Linked DNA regions of Mus musculus: region 2 is linked to region 1. A link is a loop called in an ENCODE intact Hi-C map of the cell type or tissue named here. Cell type or tissue: heart. All regions are shown on one strand.

Evidence for each region. Hi-C counts contacts between places; a loop is a spot of excess contacts. Peaks named below come from ENCODE experiments on the same cell type or tissue, not always from the same donor. Only the 100,000 strongest peaks of a DNase experiment are listed, where the experiment ranks them.
Region 2: a loop joins it to region 1, with 2.9 times the contacts of the local background. A loop is called at or near these places in 3 of 42 quality-filtered maps.

Annotation. Positions count from the first base shown.
Region 1 is chr19:61,198,342-61,200,841 of GRCm38, reverse strand. No RefSeq gene overlaps it. Among named protein-coding and RNA genes, the nearest start is that of Gm7102, 23 kb to the right of the region's middle. In heart, no CTCF peak of the experiment used is centred here; a DNase peak (open chromatin) is centred at 1,271; H3K4me3 peaks cover 742 bases; H3K27ac peaks cover 429 bases.
Region 2 is chr19:60,882,312-60,884,811 of GRCm38, reverse strand. No RefSeq gene overlaps it. Among named protein-coding and RNA genes, the nearest start is that of Grk5, 6.2 kb to the left of the region's middle. In heart, a CTCF peak has its summit at 1,481; no DNase peak of the experiment used is centred here.

The sequences.
Region 1 (2,500 bases):
TTATTAGAATTTACTCTTTTACTGCAATTCTCTATTTATTACATTATATTTGGGCTGTTTTAAACGTGAATTTCTCAGTAAAGATTCTAGCCTTAGAGACTGGAGATACTCAGACAGCAAGAGACCCGTCTGCTGCTCTTTCAGAATCTTGAGTTCGATTCCCAGAAGCCACGTGGTGGGTTCTAATAGGTTCTGGCACCCTCTTTTGGTATTCTGTAATATGCAGGTAGACTCCTGCAAATAAATTACAAATGGGAATTTTAACCATCTCATTGCTCTTTTAATTTGCTCTAACTCAGCATTTAATCTTCCAAAGGGGGGCCAGGCATCAGTGGTGGCAATAAAGCCCAGAAAGTAACAACAAACTCTAGGGGGCTAAGTGTTTTTGAAAAGGAGACCTAAATAATGTGGAACAGGCATCTTTGCCTCCCTCCTTGCACACCCTGTTTTGATGCTGTTGTGAGACCCCGACTTAAAGCGTTTCTCCCTGAAAGGTAAAGCCTCTAAACGTTCCCCCAAGCTTGTTTTCCCTGATCTCTAAAAATATAGCCAGAAAGAAGCTCTTTGTTCTCTATAGCCAGCAAAAAAGCCTTTTTGTTTCTATACCTTACAACCAGAGATGCGATAATTGTAAAAAGACCTAGCCTGGCTCCCTGTGCCAAGGACACAGAGATAAACTCCACAAAGAAGAGCTACAAACTCACTCCCCACTCCTCATGCCTTGTAATTTACCAAGGACACCTGCCAGAGAAGGGCTGTAGCCAAACTCCCCCAACTCCTCACGTTTTCCTTTAAAAGCTCCCTACTGTTACCGCTTGTGGTCGAACTCCCCTGCCCAGCACGGAGCAGCTAGCTGACAATAAAGCCTCTTGCAGTTTTGCATCAGGTGTGGTTTTCTCTCGAGTTATTGGGGTGCCGGCCAGCTCATCCTGGGACTTTAGCGGAGGTCTCCCCAGTTTGGGGGTCTTACACTGTTCCCCTACGTTAGTCACGTACTTTGACTTAGAGAATGATTTCGCCTGTTTTCACAGCTCCCTGTCATACTTTCGTTTTTGGGTGCCCGAGTCCAGCCCGTGTTCGCTATGTTCGGGCGGGACGATGGGGACCGTTTGTGCCACTCGGGAGAAGTGGTGGGTGGGTACGCTGCTCTGTCATGTGTGCGTGAGTGCCCCGCCCTGAGCTAGGGAGGACCCTTGGGAGAGACGGAATGAGTGAGTGAATTGTGGCATGAGAGATCTGTATTGGTTTGTTTGGTTGATCGAGACCGTTGTCGGGCGACACCTAGTGGTGACTCGTTTCTCCAACTTTCCTTTGCCCCAGTCTATGAGGACAGGAAGTCCCTACCTAGAGCTGGCCAGAGTTAAGGAGTCCCAGCAAGCCAGCACGTGCCTCCTTTGTCCTGGAGATGGTGTCGTGTTTGGGTATATTCACTAACAGAGTGAATACTGGGAGATCTATGTGGGGAATGTTAGTTGCTGTGCTCCCTGCTGAGACAAATTACAGGGGTGGCGGCACTTGATCACGTCAACCAGAATTCTTAAATTCTGCCCTGGAACTTCATGTTTTCCTTGTCCCCTCCTGTTCTGTCCCTGGAGGCAGGGCTCTGGAATTTTGAGGCAAAGAGGATGATGTTGCCCAGGCTTCCAAGCCATTGGAACCCAGCCCTGTCTCCCTGGAGCTTCAATGTCTTTTAATTCTTTTAAAATTTCTCCAGGAGCTCCTTGGTCTCTGGGGCCAGGGCTCTAGATTTTGGGGGCTGAGACAATGCTGTGGCCAGGGCATTCTAGAACGGTCCTGTCTGTCTACATCTACTCATGGCTATGATGCCAACTGACTTTTCCTTTGAGGTCCATTCTCCTGTTTATGGGGACTTTTTGGGGGGTGGGGGTGGGGAGGGCTCTGTTCCAGACATGACTCCCGGGTATACCATGTGGTGTGGTCTGTGAATTTCCTCCCCATACCTGTTATTGTTTTGATCTTTGTAATTGTCCATATTATACCTGGAGAATAAGTGGGAGGTCCCCGGTGCCCCCCACCCCGTTCCCCGCGAGGGGTCGGGGTGGGGTACGCCGGCCTCACGGGCCGCCAGTGAAATACCACCACTCATCGTTTTTTTTCACCGACCCGGTGAGGCTGGGGGGTGGGGGGAGCCCCGAGGGGCTCTCCCTTCTGGCACAAACTCCGGGGACAGTGCCAGGTGGGGAGTTTGACTGGGGCGGTACACCTGTCAAACAATAACACAACTGTCCTAAATCGAGCTTTTGGAGGACAGAAACTCACAAATACACTGGTGGGTGTGGCAGTGCTTGCAGGTAGGCAGGGCTGCAGGGGACCCAGTCATATGGCAGTGAGACACACCATATGAGAAACAAGACACACTAACCCTCTGAGAAGGGTCAGAAGAATAGCAGCAGGTGGGAGAGACCACAGTAACGGTGGTCAGCAATAGCAGGAGACTGGACTGCAGCCAGACCTGACAGAAAACAGAGGAGAGTGGAAG
Region 2 (2,500 bases), 320 kb after region 1:
TCTGTCTTGATTGTTTTTACATTTATTGTGTGTACATGCATGTAGAAGTAAACAGACACGGTAAAAGGACTCACTATATAGACCAGACTATCCTCTAAAAATCATGGTGATCCTCCTGCCTCACCCTCCCTCCTGTGTGTAGAAATTCCAGACATGTACTACAAGGCCTAGCCAAGAACTGCTTCTAAAAGAGGAAGCAAACTAAACTGAATGGAACCTTAGGCTAAGCCTTAGAACCAGGTAGCTGAATCCAAGGAGAAGCAGGCTAGAAGGTCAACCTTAATACTACAATAACATAAACATTCTTTTGCTTCAGACTAAGCCTAACAATGTTAGAAACCTTAGATAAAAGCTTTTTCTCATATAAAGTGAGCCATCATAGATATGTGAATATTATTCTTAGGAAAAAGAACCCATTTCTTCCCTCATTAAAGTCTCAGCTAGCTAGAAATATACTAAATTAAATCTATGAATACCTGGGATATTAAATAATGCAATACACATACTGACCTTTTTGTTTACAGTAAAAGAAATAGACTATGATCTATGTCCAGAAGTTGCCTCACAAACCACATGAACACCATCTCACTCAAATAGGGATAGTTAATTGGGCATTTGTCTCAGGACTGATTGATCAGGGCCACAGACCAGACTCAGAAGCTGACTGTGAGGTTGAGTCAAGATCCTATAGGGTTTTTTTAAGCCTAAAATCTACAAACATCTGTGCCAAGTTATCCCACCAATCAGGATTTAGGGATGGGGGATTTCCTTAGCAACATGTCTTTGTTGTACACTCATCCTGTTCTTATTGGTTGGGGTATTCAACTGTGACAGGGGACTTTCCATATCTAACATCTATGTCTTAACTTACCAACCAGGGTATTAGTTACCTACATACACATCTCTTTTTGCCAAGTAGGATGTCAGTTCTCAAGGAGGGCTTGGGAACTTAAACTTTACTTGCCTCCTACTCAAAATGTAAGTCTTATTACAAGTAGCTTATTATTGTTATAGGTATTTTTCTTATGTTGGGATCCATCCCAGGGACAGTTTATAAAAGCAAAAACCATAAAAGCTTATATATAGTTGCAGGAAGTGCTGCCTGGAAGTTAGTTTGGGTCCAAGTTTATTGTGGCTAACTATACAAAGCCACAATAACTATGACTTCTTATGACTTCTTCTGTTGTGATTGTTTTCCAAGAGCAACAAAGCACAGAGCATAACAGATTCTCTAATCACCTAGAGCATGAGAAAGTTTCCTAGTAACAGCACATGAGAAAGTTTCCTTATACCATTAGTAACAGCACAAAATGGCTGGCTGGACAAGTAACAGTTACCTAGGCCTTAACATTGTAGCCTATTCATCTAGTTGGCTTGAGCATCTATCCCTGCCAGAGTGAACCCAGGTTGGGACAGGCAGAGGTAGCTAGAAAGCTCATTCCTCTAAGGAGTTTCCTTTGTGGATAAAGGATGCCATCTAGCAAGGACTTTGGGAATGGCAGTAGTAAACCTCAGGCTCCACGTGGTGTAGTCTGTACGTTTCTTGGATCTGTGAGGCCAGTTCTCACGTATTACAAGAGGAAATTCTGCTCCCTGAGTGCTTATTGGGCCATAGAGAGTGTCTGCTGCTTATTGTTCAACCTTCACAACCCTGTGTATTCAAGATCTGAATGAAAAAAACACTAAATCCTCTCTCTAGGCTGAATTTACCCTCTCTGTGTTTGGAAAGGGTGTGATTATGTTTATGGTTGTCTTGGTCCATGCAAGTTGCTGTAACAAAACACATACCTAAAACTGAGTAATTTGTGAACCACAAAAATGGTAACCAATTTATAGACTTGGAGGCTGGGAAGTTTGAAATCAAGGTGCCATCAGATGTGGTATGTCTAGATTCTTTCTTCCATAGATGGTGTTTCTGTGCTGTATCCTCACAAAGCCCTAATCTCAGGAAGACCCTATCCTCATGACCTAACACCTTGAAAAGGCCTTGCCTTTTATATCAGCACATGGAATTTTGGAAGCACATAGATCATTTTTTGTTGGGCTTGGGTTTGTTGTTTAAAATTTGTATTTTGCTTTTGTTTTTGTTTTTTGGTTTTGGTTTTTTTGTTTTTGTTTTTTTGCTTTTTTTTTGGTTTTGGGTTTTTAGACATTTTTGGGGGATGGTAGAGGTAAGAAAACAACTTGCAGGAGTTAATGTTCTCCTTCTACCATGTGAGTTTCAGAGATGAAACTCAGATCATTAAGCTTGGCAGCAAGCACCTTTATCATTGAGCCATTTGTCCACCACTGCTTGTGTTTTGAAACAGAGTCTCAAAAAAAAAAAAAATGGAAGCACTATTCTGCCTTCATGATACATCTTCACATCACAATATAATTTGAAAACTGTTCCATATGAGACTCTTCAGGCTGCTTTGTTCTTTTCATGCAGATGGTATATTAATACTAAAGATGGCTAGACTAGAATTCAGTTAGCCATTTGCAGGTGAATATGATTATT